Regions from separate parts of the Mus musculus genome. Here all the other regions are linked to region 2. Evidence: chromatin loops called from intact Hi-C (ENCODE). Cell type or tissue: left cerebral cortex. All regions are shown on one strand.

Region 1 (8,000 bases), 360 kb after region 2:
ATTTAGGATAGGTAAAGATCCTTTCCCAATCTGTTGGTGGTCTTTTTGTCTTATTGACGGTGTCTTTTGCCTTGCAGAAACTTTGGAGTTTCATTAGGTCCCATTTGTCGATTCTCGATCTTACAGCACAAGCCATTGCTGTTCTGTTCAGGAATTTTTCCCCTCAGGGGGAGTCTTGTGAGGACTGAGTTTCAAAGTCGATGCTGCTATTTGATAGTATAAACTCAACAAGACATTGCTTCTTGCTTCTGAACCATGCGTGATACCCATTTCCAAGCAGAGCCATCAAGAACACTGGATTAAAACACGTATTCAACTCACTGCATTTTTCAGAGTACAGAATGGTGTGTGCTCCACAGCACTCTAAAGTGGAGCTTGCCTCCTTTTCTGTAACCTGCCACTTGGAAACTTACAAAGGACTCTGTATATCAAGAAAAGTGCCAGAAATCAAAACTGCATTTTCTCTTTACTGGAAGATCTGTTTGAGTTACGGGTATGACTGTATGAAGAATGTGGACACATGCAGGCGAGTATAGATGCCACGGAGGCCAGAGGCATCAGGTCCCCCTTGGAACTGGAGTCACAGGTGGTTTTGAGCTGCTTAAGGTGGGGGCTGGGAACCGAGCTTAGGCCTTCTGCAAGAGCAATACTGTTCCTACTGGGGACTCCATCTCTTCAGCGTGATGAATTGTATTTTTCAAGCATATCATGCAAAGGGATGATGGAGCAAGATTTCTTTATAAAGGAAAATTGTATTTATTTTCTTTTTGGGGGTGCTGGGGATCACACCCCCCCCCCCCCAGCCTACAACTGTCATCCAGCTGAATGCGTCTGTATCTAGGGACTATTTGGTATAGCTTGGCTACTGAGAATCCACAAAAGAAGGCTTCCTCACCTCTGAGGACATACATGAAAGGAGAAAGAACTTGAGGCCATCTCTTCTTTGGAAGCTGAGATGGTGGGGTAGTAGAGTCTTCCTTGGCAGCTTAACAGACATATGGACATCCTGACTCCTCCCTTCCCATGCTATGCACAATTAACGGCTGACATGTAGAGTCTCATTCACTTCTTACTGTCCATCTACCAGCTTGAACATGGGTACAAGGGGATAAAATGGCACTGATGTGGTAGGTACCAGCTACTGAACAAATCCCTAAACTCAATGGCAATCCCAGCCTTCTCTGTATCTCTCTGGAAATTATTTAGAGGAAGGGTGCTATGAGAATAATTATGGGTGGAATGACAACCAGATTTCGAATGCCTTGCCTTCTGTCAGGAGACACTGCTATTGAGAAAGAACTGAGTGTTGCTAATATTCCAGTAATTGCCATCAACTGTTCCCTAGCCAGTGGTTGTTGGCAGCGGCATTCGCTAACACATAGGTGTGGCTAGAAAGATGTCTCCCTACATCAAGAGAAATTCTTTTAAGAGAGGAATAGTGAAGGGTGGAGGCAGGAGGGGCACCCCAAGCTCAAGAACAAACTGCTAGCTCTGGGCTCCTCTGACATGTCAATGTGCTACCCATTTGCAGAAAACGCACATAAAGTTTGCTAAAGCAGCCCTGCTCCCTTTGTGTACACATAGGGAAATTCCAAGGAGCCAGAACTAATACTGCCCAGCAAGAAGAGCAAGTAGAACCAAAACACATGGGCCAGAGAATGCTTTGCTGTGATTGTGTCTTACCACTTAAAGCACAGGGCCTAGGCAGAGTTGCTATCATCTCAGCCTGGGGGACCTGGGTGTACGTGTGTGTACGTGTGTGTGTGTGTGTGTGTGTCTATAAAAAACAAAGAAGGAACACAACAATGGTGGCCATGATTCCTCAGGTCCATTGAACACCTGCAAGGGATGCGTAAGATTCCTGTCTCACTGGGCTTCGGGACAAGTGAACTGGGATCTTGTGTGTAAAGCCAAGTGGTAGGGAAGCTGGAAAGCAGGCTCTCAGTAAAGCTCTCAGGTATGCTGTATACCCCAGTATACCCTAGGAGTAAACCCTGAAGTGTTATCTGAAGGTTCATGTCTTAGGCTTGCCACCCTTTCACCTGCTGTCACGCCATTTGTCAGCTGCTCTCACTCTTGCCTGCTATCCAGCCATTCATCCACCCACTCCCATCCACCCGTCCTTCAAACAAGTACATTTTAAACACCCACTGCATTCTAGGCATTGAGCTATGATCTGAAAATATGGCGAGCAACACAATTGTAGATCCCGTTTCTATGACAACCCAAGGAGGAGACAGAAATGAAATCAGTTTTCCCATAAGGTGAGGTAAGAGGGTGATTTAAGTACAGGGTGTGATGGAAGTGTGGAATAGAAAACAGCTAATGCAGCTTGCTGGGGTGTGGATGAACTGACAGCACTATGCGTGTGCTGTGGACAGCATGCTCTAAGCAGAACGTGCAAAGTCTTGCTGGTGGAAAGATCTGGGGGCACTACAGCTTAGCATGGCTAGAATCCAGTGGATGGATGAATATGATTCAGTGTATAGTGGCGTGTGTCTGTAATCCCAGCACTTGAGAGGCTGAGGCAGGAGGATGACTGAAAGTTTGAGGCTAGCTGTAGCTACCTAGTGAGTTCCAGGATAGCTCGGTTCATATTTCAACACCACCATCTAAAAAAAAAAAGAATACTGGTTCATTGGCATAGTTATGTCATTGAGTAGTGCAAAGCAAAGGTGTGGGAGTTGTGGGCAGCCATGAAACTAGGGTTAGGTACTAAAGGACCTTGTAAACCAAGCTGAGAATTTAGCTCTCACTACCGTGGTGGAAAGTGTGGGAACTTGGCAAAACACACGTCCTTCTGAGGTTCCTGGATTTCCTCACCTACAGAGTGGGTAGAGGAGTTGGTTGTGAAGGATCCTTCTGTGTACCAGAGGCATTGGAAACCTGCAGCTTCTAAGTTCTGCCTTGCAAATGTTGCTCAGGAGGCCTCCAAAGCTCTGCTGCAGGGAGGGGAGCTAGCATTCTTATTGGCACAAGCAAAGTGCTCTCTCTGTGCTCATACCATAAATACAGCTCTCTTTCCCTTGACACGTTGCCATCAGGGACTGGAAATGTCAGTTACCTGGCACCACGCTAACCCAGGAGTGGAAAGAGATGAGGTCAGCCTGAGGTTTGTTTGAGATAACCCAAACCTAAAACCCACCCAGATGGCAAGAACGTCTAAGAGCTGGGCAAAATGAACTAATACCCTGCAAGAACACAAGGCTCTGTGATTCTGTGAATCTGTAACAAGAGTTCTAGCTTTTGTGTGTAGAATCTTGAGCGGAAAGATCTCCTGGAGCACTTATTTTGAGCAGCTGGTAATCTTTCCTGTATCAGTCTACTTTTAAATGAAAGAATTTAATGTTGGGAAGGACATGGGCTATGAAGCTTCCAGCCTTCCTCAGTGTCTTCTTGCTGGGTGCTCTCTGACTGGCTCCCCCTACTCCTTTAGAAGCTCCAGGGATGCTTAATTTTTTTCATCATTCTCGGGTACAGGAAGTGCTAGCCACATATGCCAGTTAGTTTCTGTCAACTTAACACAGACTAGAGTCATCCAGGAAGAGGGCCCCTTAGAGCTGAGGAATTGCCACTGTAAGAGTCACTTGTGGGGCTGCCAATGGGGAAATTTTCTTGATTAGTGATTGATGTGAGAGGAACCAGCCCACTTTGGGTGATGCCACTCTAGGGCAGGTGGTCCTGGCTGTTCTAAGCAAGCCTTAGGGAGCAAGCCGAGGGAGCAGCATGCTATGGCTCTGCCTCCAGGTTCCTGCTGGAGTGCTTGCCATGACTCTCCTCAGTAATGGACTGGGAGGTGGACGTGTGCAATGAACTAAACCCTTCCATCCACAAGTGGCTTTTCATTATGGTCTTTTTCCCAACAGAAACCAAGCTAGCAGAATCCTCCCTCAGGCCAATATGTTCACAAACTCTGAGAAATCCCATTAATTCCACTGAATTTTAAAATGACTTGATCAGACCTGTAATTTTTGTTGTGAACTCCTACAGCTTTTACTAGGAAGGAAGGAAGGAAGGAAGGAAGGAAGGAAGGAAGGAAGGAAGGAAGACAGACTTCTTTCCTTTCTTTTTCTTTCTTAAAGATTTACTTATTTATTTTATGTATATGAGTACACTGTAGCTGTACAGATATGGTTGTGAGCCTTCATGTGGCTGTTGGGAATTGTATTTAGGATCTCCGGTCAACCCTGCTGGCTCAGGCACAAAGATTTATTTATTATTATAAATAAGTACACTGTAGCTGTCTTCAGACTCACCAGAAGACGGTGTCAGATCTCATTATGGGGGGTTGTGAGCCACCATGTGGTTGCTGGGATTTGAACTCAGGATCTTTGGAAGAGCACTCAGTGCTCTTACCCACTGAGCCATCTTGCCAGCCCCAGTAGGAGGACGCTCTTTCCCTTTTCTTTGTAGTCTCCCTGAAGGTGTCTCAGCCAGACAATGGTGCTTTCTTGTTCAAGAGTCATCTATAAAAACCCAATTTCAAATATTCTACTCTTTATGATCATTCTATTTTGTTAGACAAGAACCCTGTCTCTCTATACCACCATTCATCCTGTTGTCTGCACTGGTGTCTTCATTCCTGTGTGGACCCACAGCCAGGTTGATGACTATAAGCCTAAGCCCCGTTCACCAAGCAGCAGATGCCCGAGGGGTCTGTGGGATGCTACTTCTGCTATCAGACATTGCGCTGAAGGGTCACAGAAGTCACAGAAGTCCTAGTGGTAGGCATGAGCTCCTTAGTTCAAAGCTGCCTTTACCAAGAGTGTGACCTTAGGCCAGCAAACTGCTTGCCTCTTTGGTTTTCTCATCTCTAAAGTGTAGATGATAACAGTGCGTGCCTGGGAAGCAGCAGATTAAAAGGATAAGTTGACACAGGAAAAGAGAGACCACAGTGTTTGGCCCCAGCATGTGCTGTCTTGAACACGGGATGATGAAACCTTACAGTCTGCGGCTGCTAGATTCAGAGAATTACTAGATTTTACACCTTAGCCTCTCGGAGTTGGGAGCCAACCCACAGATAAAAGATTCTGCCGGGATAATAAGCCTAGACCAATGCCTCACTTGCTAAATATAAAGTAATAACTCAGAGAGCTGCATAGAGATTCACCACTACCACATGGTGGAGAAGAAGAGGGTAACGACAAAAGAAAGCTGGGCTCAACTCCCTGCCACCCAGAGCCAATGAGCCAATCTACCAACAAGTCTCACCTCCCCGTGTTGAGTTTAGCTTCTTAATTATTTCAGTCGTTACTGAATTTAGGTTTTGACACGATCTGGTTAACCCAAGGAATCCATTTTCATACAGTGTGGCCAGGGCTTAGCAGTCATTATTAAACTCTTATTTACATACAACTACTCAAGCATATTAGATGGATTTTCTATTCACCCATGAATGCAGTGAAAAAAAAATCTTAAGCTAACATTCATCCTTTTTTATTTGGGGGATGAGAGGAATTCTGACAGAAGCCTACAAAGTGCTCAGCCGCTACAAACAGCTGTCCTGTTATCTACCCTGAATCAGGGCAGCCCTGGACAGCATGAAAGCTGTTCCCAGTGAGATTCTGGAGCTGTGGGGGACAATGAGTAGGGTGGATTTAGTTTTCAACCACGCAGACATTTTTTTCCCCTTGATATTTCAAATCCTCTAAATGGCATTCTGTTGGGAGCCATTTGCATGCGAAGGAAACTCCATAATCACCGAGGAGCCTTAGCATTCGGCTCCCTAGAAGCCCAGAAGGAGAGGAGACTAACAACCCAAATGACATTAAAGAGGCAAAGCAGATCATGCACATATGGCCCAGTCTATACCGTGGTCTGGCTTTGTGGCCTTGGAGCATCTCTCCACTTCTTCATTCCACTCACTTTTGCTCAGTCGGCTCCAAGAAGTGCTCTTCCTGTAGACCTTGTTCCTGCTGTGTATGTTTTGACCTTATAGGGTCAATGCAGGTTGTCTCCTCTGCCCACGTAGCTGATTCTCATCCTCAGCAAGGCTTGCCATCCCACAACACTGGCTTCCCTAGCTCCATCGCCCCTGCCGGTCACAGATCACTCGCTAGCCAGCCGACTGTGTTTACCTTCTCATTACTTATTGTGTATCATTTCTTAGGTTTATTGCTCCCCATTTCCTCCCCATTATAAAATGGGTTCTGGGAACGCAGAGAGCTTTGCCTGCTCTGTTCACAGACACATTTCCAGTGCTTGTCACAAAGGGGGACTCCAGAAGATGCTTGCTAATGAGAGAGTACCTTGCTCACGCATAAGGACAGTAACAGCAAGTGAGATTGTTTGCCTGAGAAAGACACAGCCTCTCTTTGTGCAACCTCTTTCCCGGTGCAGGTCACACCTTGCATTTCTCTCTTCCTGTCAGGATACCTCCCTCCGCTTGTCCCGAATGTGGTTTGGTGCCTTCTTCTCAGACATGGTGCAAGGCTGATAGTGCAAAGCCCACAGTCACCATCTTGTTACAGCTCTTGGGTTCTCTCTGACCAGAGCTCTTCACACATTTGTCTGTCCAGGAAGAGGCTATGGGACCCTGCTTTCTCACTCTGGCAGGAACTGTCAGCCTCTACAGCTCCCTGTAGCAGTAGGGCACATGCAGTAGATCGAGGGGCTGGGGTGGGGGCGGGACTAGTAAGGATCATTCTGTGACACAGCTGGAGGGGCTACAGAACCTCACAGAGGTAGGACAAAGATTGGCCTCTGGAGTTTCCCACACCTGTTAGGTCCTCCCCTCCAAGAATGCTGGGCTAAACTGACAGGGCTGCCCACTTGGCTTCACCCAGTGAAGGAGAAGGCGAAGCCAGAAGTAGAAATACTGCACAGAAGCAGACTTCTAGCCTTCTCTGTATCCCTGCAATCTCCAATCTCATGACTGCTACCATGTGAGACGGCTGCAAAAACAGGATTTACAGAGAAAGTAAAAGAGAAAAAAAAAAAAAAAAAGGGAGGGGACTTTCATCTTGTCCCTCCAGGTCCCATATATATGATCTCATTTCCAAAGAGCTACGGTTGTAATAGCTCATAATTACTTAATCATTCCCCCTCTGCCAGTTGCCTTCCACTTTAAGTGCCAGGTAAACATGGTGTTTATTAAGGAGATAGCTTAAGTTCTTGGAAAAACCAAAACAACTTGAACCTGTCTTAGTAGTAGCCATTCCTATCTTGGTTTACGTAGCATGAGAGGAAGGAAAAAAAAATCACAATAGAAGAAAAATGATTTCCTTCTCAAGACCAGTTTAGAAAGCCCCAGGCTTCACCATTGAGCTTGTTTTTGAACTTTGAATCACTGGGTGGGGGTGGGGGTGGGGGTGGGGGTGGGCACACCAGCAACGCTCAGCCAGCATTGGCCTGACCCTGAGGCCTGGTACACCCTGAACCCTTGCGAATGAAGAATACTTTGGTCAGGGTGGAAACCCTCTTTGTTCTGAGGCCGTGACAGGGATTTACCTTGTATGCCGTAGTCAGAAGCATACAACTTAAATCCAAGTGAGACAGCAAGACCCACAACCTCCCCTCACTCTCCTAAGAATGTCCCGAGAGGGGGAAAATTATTAGAAAGAACTGATCTTGAGTCTGACACTACATCTTAAAGTTGGGGTGTGATCTGGAGATTTCAGCTAAAAAGTCACTGTAATAATAATAATAATAAAACAATGACAAATACACTAATAATAACATTAAAAGATACTGGTTATAAAGTAAAAATAGAGTATGCATACACAGGCAAAAATACTTCTGTATTAAAGGGGTGGGGGAATGAATGAACAATAAAAGTGTTTCTAGTCACTGTAGTACCTACCTTGCAGAGAGGCCTGGAGATCTTTCATATTTTGGTCTAAAAGCTGTGACGGAAGGAATCCGGAGCCTATCTGGGGCTTGGGGTCTGGCTCTCCTTGGGCCCCCATGGGTGCTGGCTCCTTTAGCTGGTCATCTCCAAACACTGCAGCCCACTCTCTGCTGAACTCTCCCTCATCCAGGCAGGAAGTGCTGAAGATCTC
Region 2 (8,000 bases):
ACCAGCTGTTCTGCCTTTTCTATCCCCACTCTAATGGTATGTTTTCTCAGAAGCTGACATGCTGTGTTTTGAGCAAGTTTTCCCAGGACCGTGTTGGACTGAGCATGATTGATGTTGTCCCAGGACCGTATGTCTAGAAGTTTGACACTTATGAAGAGGAATCAATTCTGTATAATCCTAGAAAAACAATAAAATGTGTAGTGTAGTTGATCTGACCGTATACTTTGTTCAAATGACCCAGCGGCTATCAGCCTAGGCCTCCATGTTCCTCAGGAGCTGTCAGCTGATTCTGTCTGATTAACTGCGGTTGGTTTTAAATGTAAAGTTTCCATTTCAATAATTTTATTGAAGGAAAAACAACAACAAAAATCTTTGTATACCTGGTGTTCTATGGGCTTTGTAAGGCCTCTTGAGGTTCGGTGCAGTCAGTCAGTGTGGCGTCTGCCCTCGTTTCTCTTTTCATCTGTCACATCGTCTCACGTCTAACTCAGAGGCACTGCACAGGCTTACAGTTAAGTAGCGATCCGAATGCTGACTTCACAGGCAGAGCAGGGTTGACACCCTACTAGGTTTTCCAGTTTTAAGAAGTTGTTTAACAGTCCCAGGTGTTAGTATGGAACTGAATTAATTAATGCACAGAAAATACTTAGAGTATTCTGTAAGTAATGTGGTACTATCACCGTGTACAGAGCACTAATGTTCCAGGTTCTTTGCCGTGCATGAAGCAACTTTGGACTTAACCTGGGCAATCCGGTGCCAGAGCCTATCTTTTTAGCATCTGTACTGTTGCAGTTCTGAAATACTACACTGTCAGCATTTCATTTTTCAAGCTGTTTGTTTAGTTGATATAGAAGAAGAAGCATATGAAGTTGTGACGCACTGTTGACAATATGGCGACTGTAAATAATAATAAAATCCCACACATGTCAGCGAGCTGGAAGAAAGGGTTTCAGTGTTTTCACTGTGTCCTCAGTTTTAACCTAAGCCGTTAGTGATGGTGCAAGGGTCCAGGATTCAATGAAGAATGATATCCCAGACTCAAATAGTATATAAAGGCAAAGAGTAATTTATCCTGCAGAAATCTACCATGCTGGGGTCTCTCAATCCAAGATGGAGACCACAAAGTGAGGGATTTAAAGCACATTAGGGAAATTCTGGAGTAGGTGACCTTTATCTTGCTCCATCTCTAGGGACATTCCAGAACTGAGTGGGGGCTGGAAACTGCTGCTGGGGAAGTCTGGAAACTGCTGCTGACCCACTGTCCTTGCCTCAGGTCAGGTGGTGGGCAGCTTCTGGTAGCTGGGCAGTTTCTGACTAGCTGCCTGAAGCCTGGGTTCTTTTTTTCTAGTAACTGACTTGCCTGGGCTTTCCTGGACTTGCCACGTTCTTAGGCATAGTCTCCTTGACTGCCAATTTGAAGCCTGTTGTGGAACCAGCCCAGCCTTCTCAATAGTTTAAGGCAAAAAGAAAAAGCCATACATAGCAGCCTTATTTATAATAGCCAGAAGCTGGAAAGAACCCAGATGCCCCTCAACAGAGGAATGGATACAGAAAATGTGGTACATTTACACAACGGAGTACTACTTAGCTATTAAAAAAAATGGATTTATGAAATTCCTAGGCAAATGGTTGGACCTGGAGGGCATTGTCCTGAATGAGGTAACCCAATCACAAAAGAACTCACATGATATGTACTCACTGATAAGTGGATATTAGCCCAGAAACTTAGGATACCCAAGATATAAGATACAATTTGTGAAACACATGAAACTCAAGAGGAGTGAAGACCAAAATGTAGACACTTTGCCCCTTCTTAGAATTGGGAACAAAACACCCATGGAAGGAGTTACAAAGTTTGGAGCTGAGACAAAAGGATGGACCATCTAGAGACTGCCATATCCAGGGATCCATCCCATAATCAGCCTCCAAACGCTGACACCATTGCATACACTAGCAAGATTTTGCTAAAAGGACCCTGATATAGCTGTCTCTTGTGAGACTATGCCGGGGCCTAGCAAACACAGAAGTGGATGCTCACAGTCAGCTATTGGATGGATCACAGGGCCCCCAGTGGAGGAGCTAGAGAAAGTATCCAAGGAGCTAAAGGGATCTGCAACCCTATAGGTGGAACAACATTATGAACTAACCAGTACCCCGGAGCTCTTGACTCTAGCTGCATATATATCAAAAGATGGCCTGGAAAGAGAGGCCCATTGGACTTGCAATCTTTGTATGCCCCAGTACAGGGGAACGCCAGGGCCAAAAAGTGGAAGTGGGTGGGTAGGGGAGTGGGGGGGTATGGGGGACTTTTGGGATAGCATTGGAAATGTAAATGAGGAAAATACCTAATAAAAATATTTTAAAAAAAGAAAAAGCCAAAAAACAGAAACAACAACAACAACAAAAAAAACCCCTGAGAACATTAAATTGTGTACTTTACCTTTTAAACATGAATGTACTTTCTTTTAAATAAAGGAGAATTTGGCATTTTATCACTGTTTATTAAGTTTGGATCCTAATTTGGCTACCTCACTGTTTATTCTCCGATATTTTAAATAACTAAAATATTTTTAAATTATTATATAGAACTAACCTCCTGGAAGTTGAAGGCTCATAGTAGTATTGTTTTTGTAGTAAAATATCATTAGCATTCACAGACTTAATCGACTTAACTGATAAAAATTCTAACCATTACTAGGAATTATTGTATTACCATTAAAATTTATAAAGACAAACTTTAAAATTTTTTTTATTGTGGTAAACTACCTGTTTTGTCATGTCACTCTATAGCAGTCTCTTTATGTAATATTTACTTTAATCTCAGGGCATACCATATGAAAATACTTTGAAAAGATAAGTTCAGTGGTATATTTTTTCATAGTTTTATTGTTAACAGGGTACCATATTCACATATTTTGGAATATGTACTAGTTACTTTTCTGCTGTGAGAAAATACTACAGCCAAAAGCAACTTGTAAGAGAGAGTTTATTTGGGCTCATATTTCCAGAGGACTAGATGTCCATAACAGCAGGGAAGGAAGGTACGGTATCCTGAGGCCAGGTCAGGAGGCTGAGGGATCAGAGCAGGAAGCAAGGAGAGAGAACTGGAAGACGGCTGAAGCTGTGAAGCTGGCCCGGCAAGACTCCCTCCAGCAAAGCTCCAGGTCCATAACTTCCATAACTTCCCCAAGCAGTGCCACCTACTGGGGATCAGTGAACCTGCAGGTAAACTTTCACTAAAAACGGCCAATAGATATTCACCTAAGATTTTTAAATTAGTATCTGAACCAGAAACATTATAGGAGCAAAAAATGATTGGTTTTGTTTTCTTATCCTCTGGCTTCTCAGTGAGAAAGTCTATGACTGAGAAACAATCCCCTGCCAGTATGGACTGTTTAGAATTGGTTACAGTATCTCCTTAGAGCCTCTATGACCAGTTTCTAAAGAGGCCACAGTCAGTTACACTGTTAAATCTGAAAATGGTGCCCCTTTCCTTTCCTTTTCCACCTGAGAATACCTTCTCCTTTCGGCTAGTACTTCTATTTAATGGTCACTTGAAATTTCAGGTCCAGGACAGCCAAGGCACTTTACTTGATAACAGGAGTATTTAGAGTAGTCACGTACAACTAAATTAGTTCATGTTTATGGAAAGCTTTTTTCTTTACTAGGACTTCTGAAGCTTTTGCTCTCTTTAGATTGTAGAGCATGTAGACTAAGCATAAAGTGAGGGGTGGGGTTAGTAGAAAAACATGCTTTCCCTTGTGTACCCAGAATTCACAGCAGAAGGCTAGAGCTCATTCAGTAATGAAGTTGAAGTAATCCTCCAGGTACTCCATCTACACAAAAACAAATTGCAGTTTCCCTTTGCATCACTGGGTGGCGATTTTTCACAGTCTTGAGCTACTGTTTAAAAAGCTAGCAAGCAAGGCACTGTTTGTAATTACCAAGGCCTTCTTCTGTTATGACACATTTAATTGTGCTTTTAACACATTATCTTTAAGTTGATTACAAATTTACTAGTGTAATGTGCAACCTTGTAGTTATTTTAAATTAGGAAAGGGTTTTGCAGGGTTGGCAGATAATTCTATCCAATACCAAGACAAAGGCATGCATTAGCTTATTATGTTAAAGCAAAAATAGAATATAAAATGAAAAGAAGTAATGTAGATTATTGTTCTTGCTCCAGTAATATTGTTGACCAGATATTGAGTATAATTTTAGAGGAGTGAGAATGAAATTGGGCAAGTAAACTATCACAGAGACAAAAAGAATTGTATGACAGTACGGCTGAACCCATTTCGTTCTTCAGTATATGCAGGCACTTAAAGTAGGACACAATAACTCTAAGCTTCTTTTAAATTAAAACTAATTTAGTAATTCATAGTAGTTTGGATTTCATCTTTAAGTATTTGATATTGAAGTGCATATCTTAGTTTCCCCCTTTCTTGGAGCTTAAGTATGAAATTAGATTTTATCAGTCGTCTTAAAGACTCTTTCCTATTATATTCCTGATTCTGGGAATTAAAGCATGCACATATATTTCAGTAAGCCTATTTTATTTTTATTTAGGACTTTTAAAAGGTTTTTTTCCCATCTCTGTTTTTCTCTTTCTTTCTTTCTTTCTTTCTTCCTTTCTTTTTTTTTTAATGAAGGCTTAGCTGTGTACAATGAAAATGTACATTCCACAGAATGGGAAATAGTAAGTAACTTTCATTCTGTGTGGAGCCAAAGGCTTTAATTGTGACAGCAAAACTAAATAGGTTTTCATAATGTGCTTCCTGTTTTAACTCCTGTCCTTACAGAACAAATGCACAGATCTTTAAAAAGTATTCATGGATTTAAAAAGTAATTTGTTCTTGACCTTGTATAGTTATAACCAGAAAAACTCAAATATATTTAATTTATCATAGTGATCTCTATTTTTACTCTTGACCTTTAAGTTCCAAGGCAAATGTTAGAGGCTTTTTCATTTAACTTCATTAGGTAATGAAAGTTCTTATTCTCCCAGCTGTGTGTAAGGGATGGAATTTTCACAGTATTTGTTCCTTAATTCTGCTCTAGCTCATCAAGGTGTTCTCCCTATGTGTCAGAACTCTGACATCCTTCTAAACAACATGCAGTATTGTAGGGATGGCAGTGTTCAAGAGTTGCTGAAATCATTCTTTCCTAAGGTGCTGGTGGGAGAACAAAGCATTCTTAGGTGATAACGCAGAACAAGATAAGGCCTACTTAGGGCCGTTGAAAAGTTGCTGCTTGGCTAGAGAGAGTATATCAGGGTCACTGAGGAAAAACCGGTCTGGGAAGGTAGTTTGTGATAGGCTGAGACATTAGAATTTTATCCCTCATGCTGTAAGGAACTTTTAGTGCATTTTAAAGCATCCGTGACTTAATTTTTTTAAATTCAATTTTAGTAATAGCTTTTAAAAAAGAAGTTAACTTCTATCATTCTCTGTAGACCAAGAACTATTCAAAATTATACACAGTATTATGACTTGAATATATTTCTGTATTTAGTATATGTCACATTACGGTGATACATAAGCCGGCAAAACAATAGTCACACAACATAGGGGTGCATGTTGTGTAGCAAATATCTGGAGTTGAACATTTTCCTGTCCTTTCGTTTTAATATGATACAAGGCAGAAAACACTAGTTGTATTCATTTTCCTTTCTTCCTTTTCTTTTCTAGCTCTGTGGCTATTTTCCATTTAGGTGTGGGGTTATTCTGTTTGCAGATTCTAGGAGAATTTTATTTTATTTTATTTTATTATTATTATTATTATTTTTTTTTTTTTTTTGTTAAAACCCAGTTGGGCTAGCCATGATGCCACATGGCTTTAATCCTACCACTGGGGAGGCAAAGGCAAGTGGGTCTCCTAAACAACCAGAGCTACATAGCAGAGATATTCTGTCTCAAGAAACAAGGAAATAATAAATAAATACCAAAATTAAAATCAAAGCGGAGCTGGTATGCACCTTTCTTCCTTGCTTGCTGGATTGTGGACTTGGTAAGTTGGGAGACGTCTGAGTGCTCTCTTGCCCATGAAGCCTAATTATGTTGTGAAGGTAACTGGAGAGTATGCCCTTTGGAGCTGGGTCCTTGAAGACTGTGGTCCTGTCAGATGGTCCTTTGATACTTCCCTTTGAGCATCCCTTACTAAAACATGAATATGTTTCCATTCTGTGTAAATCACTATTTTATTTTGTCATTTTCAGATGAACTAAACCTAAACTAATATAGGCACTTAACTGGAAACCATAGTAATTTGAGATTCTCTTCAAGTTCTGTCATTTAATGCTTTATTATTTCAATCAAGCTGTCATTTCAGTCTTATTTTTCTTCTCTATGAAATGTGGATAGTTTCATGATTGCCTCATTATCTTGCTGGGTAAAATGAAACTATGGGGGAAGTATCTGAACAAAAACTTTAATTTGTTCGCTAATTCTAATCAGTTTAGGGTTATCTTTAGTCATTTAGACAAAACTGGAAAGAAAGTTGTAGTAGCTTTACCAGTGCTTGGAATGTCACAGACTTAGTGATGGATAATGAACAGAAATCTATTGACTCGCTTAACTGGAAGCTAGAAAATGGGAGATCAAGGGCCTGGCATTTGATAAATGGCTTCTTGCTGTGTCATCTTGGTAGAAAGGCAGAGAGAAGGCAGCAAAATAGCAAGAAGACCTGAACTTAGCCTTATATAAGCAACCTAGACTCCTAATGCATTGGTGTTGCGATAATGACATTAATCCATTCTTGAGGGTAGAGACCTCCTGGTAAATCTCTTCTTGAAAATTCTGTCTTATAATACTGTGACACCATTCCATTTTAACATGAACTTGGGAGGGAACAAGTGTTTCCTGATTTTAGGCCGGACTGGAAGGCCTCCCTGCCTATAATATGATCACTGCCCAAACCCACTGAAAGTTGAAATGCTTAGAGTCTGTATTGAGCAGGGAAACATGACTAAAGAATTGAAAATTGTTGCCAGGCCCTGACAATCAGTTGGAAAGAAGTGTAGGTCATGACAAAGCACTTGCCTAAAAGGTATAAGGCCTGGGGGCTGGTGAGATGGCTCAGCAGTTAAGAATACTGGGTGCTCTTCCAGAGATCCTGAGTTCAATTCCCAACAACTATATGGTGGCTCACAACCATCTATAAGAGGATCTGGTGCCCTCTGCTGGCCTGCGGATGTATATGCATCAGAGCACTCATTAAATAAAATTTGGGGGCGGGGGGTGAGGGGGGAGGAAAGAGAGGGAGAGAGAGAATATGGCTTTTAGTGTGATCCCCGGCACTGAGACATACAACTGTTCTTTTCATCGGGAATGGTGTATACCTTGGTGGCATCTACACATCATGTTACTGATGGGCTTACTATGCTGCGTCAGTGGTTTACAGGAATCATTGTAAAGTGTTTTGGCTCTAAGTCAAAGGGTTAAGCTACAAACTTATGGGCTGACTTCCTTTTATTTCTGGAGCCTGCCATTTTCAGATACATAATGATACAAGCTGAAAATATGCTTGGCAACACCATAGGAAAACTGGAGGCCTTAAATGGTTTGGTGAAAGATTACTTGAAGAAATTGATAACTGTGACAATCAACTGTTTCAGCAGTTGATATTGTGTATCAGTCTGGGAAACCAAATGGAATGGTCTGGAAAGACCCACCCTGAAACTATATGCTAATTTTATGGGAAGAGAGTTTGTAACTAGGAGTCTCAGATTCCCAAATGTCTGCTGCCCTAAAAGTTACCAAGAACTATATTCTGGATGCTGGCTTGCTTTATAAGGCATCTGGGCTGTGTGTTCTCTTAGACAGCTCTCTCTTCTGGTTATCAGGTACTTGAGAACTCCGTTCTGAAAAGGAAGGGTGGTTTGGACTCACAGTTTCGGAAGGATCAGTCCATGCTAGGCTGGCAGCATGATCCTGTAGCTTCAGGTGTGTGCTTCAGGCAGTACATGACGGTAAGAACACATGTTGCAAGAAAAGCGCCTT
Region 3 (8,000 bases), 550 kb after region 2:
ACCTGGGAGGTGAGAGACTCCCAGGACTCAAAGGGAGGGAGGGACCTTGGATGAAATGCCCTACAGTGGGAAGAGGGAACTTGTAGAGCCCACCACCAGCAGAAAGTGAGGGATGGGGTTGCCAACCCACAGTCAAAAACTCTGACCCATAATTGTTCCTGTCTGAAAGAACAGCAGGGACAACAATGGAGAAGAGCCTGAGGAAAGGGAGGTCCAGTGACAGGTGGGTTCCAGCTCAAGGGGAGGTCCCAAGGCCTGACACTATTACTGAGGCTATGGAGCACTCACAAAAAGGGGCCTATCATGACTGCCCTCTGAAAGACCCAACCAGCACCTTCAGATGCAGATGTTTACTTCAGAGTCAGATGCAGATATTTACACCCAACCAATGGACAGAAGCTGCTGACCCCTGTGGTTGAATTAGGGAAAAGCTGGAAGAAACTAAGGAGAAGAGCAACCCTGTACGAGGACCAGCGGTCTCAATTAACCTGGACCCCAGAGATCTCTCAGACACTGGGCCACCAACCAGGCAAGTACACTAGCTGATATGAGACCCTTAACACATATACAGCAGAGGACTGCTGGGTCTGGACTCATTCAGAGAAGATGTACCTAACCCTCAAGAGATTGAAGGCCCCAGGGAGTGCGGAGGTCTGGTGGGGTGGAGGTTGGGGGAGGGGACATCCTTGTGGAGATGGAGGAGAGGGGACAGAGGAGGAGGTATGGGATGTGGAACAGTTAGAGGGTGGACCAGTTAGAGGGTGGAACAGTTAGAGGGGATAAAATCTGGACTGTAAAAAAAGATTTAATAAAATTTTAAAAAGTTTAAATACATAAATGATCATAAAATATAAACAACAATTCTATATATCAATTGAGAATTATCTGAAAAAATACCTCACTTATAATAGCTACAAAATGAAAACTTAATAAAAAAGCAAGACAATACAATAAAAGCTATAAAATATTTTCAAAAGATACTGAAAATGAAATTAACAATGAAAATATATTCCTTACTCATGAGTTGAAAAATGAATATTATTAGACTGTCCACATATCACAAAGTATACAGATTCTAGGCACTCTCTATCAAAATAAAAAGGATATTCTTCATAGAGATTGGAAACAAATCATTTTCCTCCCAAGAAACAACCTTGACTAATGAGGGCAATCTTGAACAACAACAGCAACAAAAACCAATAAGGTAGTGCACAATTACATAAACTGACTTCAAAATATACCACAAAGCTACTGGTCACAACAGCACAGTATTGGTATCAAAGTGTAGGGATAAACCAATAGGTCACATTTCAGACTTCATTCATCAGGGATATATGGGAATTTAGGGGAAAAGAGGGGCAGGAATAGAGTCATCACATGATCCTGCAATCCTAGCATGAAGTGCAAAGCTAAAGGAAGTGGGAGTGCTTGGAAGGAATAAGGAATGTCTGTGCTCCCAGTTAAATTGCAGCCCTATGCAAAATAACCAAAACAACTCAGAAATGGAAATGAGTTCTCTCTTAACTGGTGAGTAGATATACTGGGAGACATAAACACAAAGGAATAGTCCAGTCATGAAAAGATGGAACTGTTCCTTGTAGTGATGCCCAGTTGTGGAGAACATTATGCTAAATGATAAGGCAGGCATGGAGTTAGACTGTGTGAACTTACTCAAACATGCAATCTAGAAACACTAATCTTCAGGAGACTAGGAAGTTAAATGGGGGTTACAAGAAGCTTAGGATTATAAAGAGGAAGGGAGAAAACTGGTTGTTATGTACTAAGATGGGAGAAACTTCTAGTTTGCTGTTATGCCTAGTATGACTGCAGATGGTTTGTATATCTTGGAAAAACTAGGACAAAGCATTTTGAATATATTGTCATAACATAATGTAGGACAGAGATGGGTTTATTCAGATTTGAATATTTTTACAAGGTACACACGTAAAGAAATATGATGTGGTACTCAATAATATACGCTTTAATAGGCAACTTAAAATACTTTTAATAGGCTTCAAGTCACTCTTGAATCTGGTAAGGTCAGGGATGTGGGACCAATGAGCTGAAGTTGGTGAGGTAATAGGAAATGTACAGCGAGCTGTTGGTAACGTAACATGCATTTCATACTGGCCTATGCTCTTCCATAGATGCTAGTCTAGTTAAATCACACGAGCACCCCACATAGAAGATGGTGTAGCTCGGTTTTACTGGGAAGAATATATGGGTTCTACGAATCAGGCAATTGCCCAGTATTATGCAGCACCAACGTGGTAGTACCTGAACTCGTACTAGCTTATTGGTAGTGGTCTTGAGACACTGGCTCTGTTCGGATTTCAGTACTGTTTTGTTGAAATACGATAGAATTTGCAAGTTGCTGGATGAGGTCAAGTTTGAGAAGGCTGCAAGGAGCAATGAAGTTACATGAAGACTTTAGGGAAACATGTTGACTAAAAGCACTGAAGTGATGCAAGGACATGGTTTCCAGGGCAGCTTATTCCATTGGTGCATTTGTGACTTATTTATTCAAAATTGATTTGGCATTTTCTACACGCCATGAACTCAGGATTCTCTGACTTGGTGTGGGCTCAGAAGACTTTCTGGTGCTGTGTTCTGTTTTCTTTGGCTCTCCAACATGAAACCTGTTTATGTGTTGATGCTGGTGCCTGCTTACTTAAGTCTAGATGGTAATTTGCCTCTACATCTGTAGCCAGGGGCTTTCCAGTTAGTCAGAGAGGTGGAAATGAGGAGAGGGAAGAGCTCAAGGAAGGGACTTGTCTCCACGTCTGCAGATAAAACCACCCAAGCACATTTTCCTGAGGCTGTGATGGTTTGCAAAGCTGTCTTTCATTTGGTATCTTGTGACTTTGAAAACCAGTGGCCACAGTGAAAAAATAAGCTACTGGGTGGCCTGGGGATACCAGGTGCTGGGCATCCATTTCTCTGTTTGCTTTCCTTGCTAGACACATTTGCTTAATGCAAGAGATGGCATATAATAATTAAGCCGAACTAAAAGTTAACTGGTTACCTAGGAAAAGAAGAGAGACTAGAGGAAATTGCCTAAGAGTGTGATAACATCAAAGTGCTACAATGTAATTTTTTGTAAGACCTTTGTGGTAACACCAAAGTGCTACAATGTACTTTTTGTAAGTCCTTTGTGGTGTCATCTTTAGTGGACATGAAAAGTCACGGTATGTAGATCCCACAGAAATTTTCTAGGAAGGCTAAGACTGGTACAGCCAAGAAAGCAATGCTTCTTCAAATGTCACATGGAATGGCTCCCTCTGGGATATTGTTAAGAGGCAGGTTCTGAGTCAGCAGGTCTGGAGCTGGCTTGAGAAGACATTGTCCCAAAGCTCTCAAATCAGGTCCATGTCTGTGGGGCATGAACTTTGTCACTTTATGTGACAAAGATGTAAAACTGAGGATGTTACTCCTTAGTTCTGGGGATTCACAAGATATTCAGTTATAAATCCACACACATGCATGCACACATGCACATATTTCTGGTGTGTTCATCCCAGGATTCTGGGCATATCACCAAATCACCTTTATTTCTTCTTTCCGGCACTAAATACAAACAAAGAAACACACACACACACACACACACACACACCCCCCAAAACCAAAACCATTTACAGTCATCATTACACGGCACTGGTTAAAGATTTCCCCCAGATACTATGCCTTTCTGCTCAAACTTATGTAATCGACCATCCTACTGTCAATTAAGATCATGAACATAAGAAACCATTCACTAATTAGATTGCAGGCCCAAAACACTAACCAAGCTCTGGTTGCAATTTAATATGGAAGCCTCATGTGGCCCATCCTGGGTCTCCTTTCCCTGCAAGCTGGCCTTTCATTAGCTTTCTCTATTTTCCCTTTTTGGATTCTTTTATTTAAAGTAGATCTTCTTCTTTCTTGTGCTGCTTTGGGAATTTTTGTCATTTCCTTCCCTGAGCACTTCCTTCCTGCTGTTTCTCATTGTTTGGTAAAAGGGCCGTTCCAATTGGACACTAGCTTTTCTTGATTTGGATCCCAGGAGTCTGGCTTCACCCTCGCCATATTGTGCACACCCTGTGTGTCCCACGCTAATACTTGCTCTTCCCTCTGCTTTCTCTTCTGGTTCCTAAGAAACGCAATGATGTGTTTTCCTCTGGAAAACTCTGGAAGGATAGGTGGATCTTTCCTGAGAGCAGTTATTCAACCATGTTGGCTCCCTGGATTTTATGCGCTGAAGTTAGAAATCAAATCCAGGATCTCAAAAGTGCAGCATCTGGGTCTCCACATGAGACTGTGAGAATCCCCTAGACTGTGGGTCATGGCCCCCAAATGACTGTTGGAAAACACAGACATTTATATAACAATTCATAAAAGTAGCACAATTTACAGTTCTGAAGTAGCCATGAAAATAATTTTATGTTTGGGGTTCACTAGAACAGGAGGAATTGTATTAAAGAGCTGTAGCATTAGGGAGGTTGAGAACCCCTGCTCTACAAAGTGTGATGGTGGGAAGCTATGAACAAGTCAGTCGTCATCCTTCAGTGCTCTCTTCAGAGGTGGCCTTTCTCTCTTTCTCGAACGGGTCAGAGGATTTGAAAGTTATAGGCGATAATCTCAAAAAATTTCTTTGACATTTATTTATGTTACCTGGTTTTGCTTCCCTTTAAAAATTACTTGGTATCTCTTATATATAGCCGTTACTATAATAACCAATGTGTATCTCCTATTTTACACGTGAAAAGAAAAAAAAAAAAAAAAGACGTGCCAAAGTTAAGTAAAGACTGCTAGACATGAGGACAGTTAGGAAGGTTGCTTTTGAATACCGCCGCTGGCTGAGGGGCTGTTTTCAACTGATGATTACCGAGGGAGTGAGAGTCAGTATTTTGGGTGATGCAGTTTGTGATAGGTTACCAACGCTATAGTGAGTATTTGCAATACTTATATATACTCTGGCAACCTTAAAGGACTCAGGGGGAGGGAAAAATGTTGTAGCAATAAGGGAGGATTTGAACCGGAGGGAGGTGGGAGAGGGTAGAGTCGACCAAAGCACGTCATATACATGTGTAAAATTGATTCTGGCCATTTAAAAACTTTAAGTTTTAGATAGTTATATTACGTTTAGACTTGTGTCAGGAGAGAACCAACAAGAGGAAGGGCACTGTAGAGAAAAGCTGTTCATCATGTATGACAGTCAAGAAGCAGGCAAAGAGAGACGGGGTTCAGGAATGAGCCATGCCTGTAGAGGGTGGTTCTGAAGCTCTGACTGGGAATGTGGGTGTGAATCCTGAAGGTCCTGTTTTCCAATTGGTCCTTGATCAATCAACAAAGATGCTAGCAGCCAGTGGTTGGGCAAAAGAGGTGGGACTTCTATTTTCCTCCGCAGGCAGGCTGTCAGACATAGGAGAAAAGAGTCGCCATGCTTCTGAGGGAGAAAGAGCCACCAGCCAAGTGAGATCTAAGGTGGGGTGGACATTGACTGGTTCCCTGACTGGACCTGGGGCAGCAGGCAGGAGATTAGAAACGCAACTAAGGTGAGGGCAGATTTAGGGTGCTGAGCTAGGACTAAAGATAACTGAGCAACTAAAGGTGAGGGAAAATTTAGAGATGTTGAGCTGGGAGCGAAGAGAAGGGCACGTTTGCAGAGAGAGGCTTAGAAGAGCCCAGCCACTGAGCTAAAGCGTATTAAAAATAAGTTTTGTGTGTGTGTGTGTGTGTGTGTGTGTGTGTGTGTGTGTGTGTGTGTGTGTGTGGTATCCGTGGATCCGGGAACCGGTCTGCCTGGAGCTTACAGTAGGTAGTAGGAACTTTATGTTGCCATTGCCCTTCAAGGGCAATGAAGGATCTATTTTATCCACATTAGACAGACTTCCTAGTAGCCCATTCAGTAGGATTTGTCAATAATGATTGGCTTATTGGTAAAGTTAGTCCTTATGATCAATCAGCTGAGTTTATGGTTTTTTGTTGTTTTTTTTTTTTTTTTTTTTTTTATGGGATTTCTGTATGTGTGAGTGTGTGATTGTGCATGTTTCTTGTATTTTCCCCCCTTTGGCTCCCTTTTCCCTGTTTATTTTGTACCATTCCATTGATTTTTGTTGTTGCCTGTTTGTTATCTAATGAGAGAGAGAGAGAGGGAGGGAGAGAGAAAATGATTTAGATTTGAATGAGTCTTGGAGTAGTTAAGGGACAGAAAATCATGATCAGAATACACTATATGAAACTAATCTATATCTAATAAAAGGTAAAATTATAAATAATAGAAAAATCACTTTTGGAAGTTTTGCCATGAAATTTATGAATTCAAAGATGGGCACAAGTACATTTATTCTCTATGGTTTTTCTTTTGCTTGGCTGTGAGGTGTTTTTAGCTCCCCCACCCCACAATGTAAAAGTTGAACTGTGGAGTAAACCCACTTACAATAACATTGAGACTAGCAAAACAGCAGTGCATTAAAATATGCAAGTATACAATGTGAAGTTTAGAGGAGTGTTTCTCATCTCTGCCCACCCATTAGACTCTCGTGGGAAGCTTTTAAATGTCTGACGACTCCAGCATACCCAGGCCAATTAAATCTAAATCTCTGGAGTAGGATTCAAGCATGAAGGTCCAAGGCTGTGGTTGAAATCTCTCAGGGTTTATGTGATAAATGACCTACTTTAAACCACCTCTTTAAAAAGAGATCAAAGGAGCTACCAGGAAAAGATTCAATCTGGGTAAGATGTGCAAGATTTTCTATTAAAGAAAAAAAGAGAATGTTCATGAAACTTACATCACATACTCTTTGCAGATCACAGCAATTATCTCAGATGCTTTTTATTGAGGCTCCATGATTGATGACCCATCATGAAAACCCCATGTCTTCACCTGGCTCCTATCTGTCAGTTTTATATTTCTACTCTACACTCCACTGAAAACATGAAGTCAGATCGATACAGTTATGTTAATGGCTGTAATATGCATCTCATTTGCAAAGGAATAGCAGTACATGATTTCCTAAGTTCCGAATTCCTCAACTCATTGACCAGCAATGTGTCATGACAACACTGAATGTCTGAGTGGCCCACTGGCGGCATCTTACAGATAAAAAGCAGCAACACAGGCAGGAATCTAGACAGTGACAGCACTGAGCAAACTTAAATGATCTTTAATGCTGTTTGTAGGTCCACTTGGTATTCCAACTCAGACGATGACCTCTAGGAGAAAAGCCAACCAACCTTGTGCTTTGCATCATCTTGACTCACAACTCCTTGTCACTTTGAATATTGAGCAGAGTTCTCCTATCAAATAAAACAAAAGCAAAAGCACACGGCCATAAAAAAAAAGTCACAATACTAGAATCACACAATTTCACCCAAACAAGGCAGCAGCAAATGCCTCCTTGGCAGGCTCTTCCTCTGTGTTCCGGGTGCATGTGGGTCTCTGTTTTCTCCTTGTCCTTGGTGTTTGGGTCCCAACATTTGCCATGCACAGTTCATTTGGGGTTTTCATAGTGCAGGACTCAATGTTTCCACGTGGTGAACAACTTCCAGGATGTATCTCTATGGGGAATAGAAAGGTATTAGACATTTTGTTGCAGAGACTTGAGTGTAAGTCCTGAAGGTGGGAAGGACAGAGAGAATCAAATTCTTGTTGGAATACTTAAGTGAGCTCACTGATACAAGAGACCTGTTGGAGATAATATGAACTTGTGTAAATGGAGGACACCTTCCTGGCCTATAACAGAAATGAATGAAAGGTTAGGGACAGAGTACAACAGGTCATCTTTTTAAGTAATAGAGAAACTAGAAACCAATCTCAGGTATGCCTGCCCATTCAATGAGCAACTCATCTGAGATTTCACAAGGATAAACTGCATTCAGGGACCACTGCATCATTGTCACCTATATAAAAAAAAAAAGTTTTAAATAGACTTTGATGAACAAGTTTTTTGTGAAGGTCTTCTTGCCAATGCATATAGCAGAATTTTTAAAAAGGCCAATGGGCAAACACTAACACTTGA

Evidence for each region. Peaks named below come from ENCODE experiments on the same cell type or tissue, not always from the same donor. Only the 100,000 strongest peaks of a DNase experiment are listed, where the experiment ranks them.
Region 1: a loop joins it to region 2, with 2.7 times the contacts of the local background. A loop is called at or near these places in 2 of 42 quality-filtered maps.
Region 3: a loop joins it to region 2, with 6 times the contacts of the local background. A loop is called at or near these places in 15 of 42 quality-filtered maps.

What each region holds. Positions count from the first base shown.
Region 1 is chr6:8,636,172-8,644,171 of GRCm38, forward strand. Ica1 (islet cell autoantigen 1) reads right to left here. Exons shown (of 14, transcript NM_010492.3): 13 at 7,802-8,000. Among named protein-coding and RNA genes, the nearest start is that of Gm35621, 17 kb to the left of the region's middle. In left cerebral cortex, no CTCF peak of the experiment used is centred here; DNase peaks (open chromatin) are centred at 2,173, 2,808, 3,421 and 4,975; H3K27ac peaks cover 2,305 bases.
Region 2 is chr6:8,271,434-8,279,433 of GRCm38, forward strand. All of the region lies in intron 2 of Umad1 (UMAP1-MVP12 associated (UMA) domain containing 1), which reads left to right. Among named protein-coding and RNA genes, the nearest start is that of Umad1, 16 kb to the left of the region's middle. In left cerebral cortex, CTCF peaks have their summits at 3,213 (motif pointing left), 3,876 and 7,172 (motif pointing left); DNase peaks (open chromatin) are centred at 3,223 and 3,872; H3K27ac peaks cover 934 bases.
Region 3 is chr6:8,823,038-8,831,037 of GRCm38, forward strand. No RefSeq gene overlaps it. Among named protein-coding and RNA genes, the nearest start is that of Gm38765, 21 kb to the left of the region's middle. In left cerebral cortex, no CTCF peak of the experiment used is centred here; no DNase peak of the experiment used is centred here.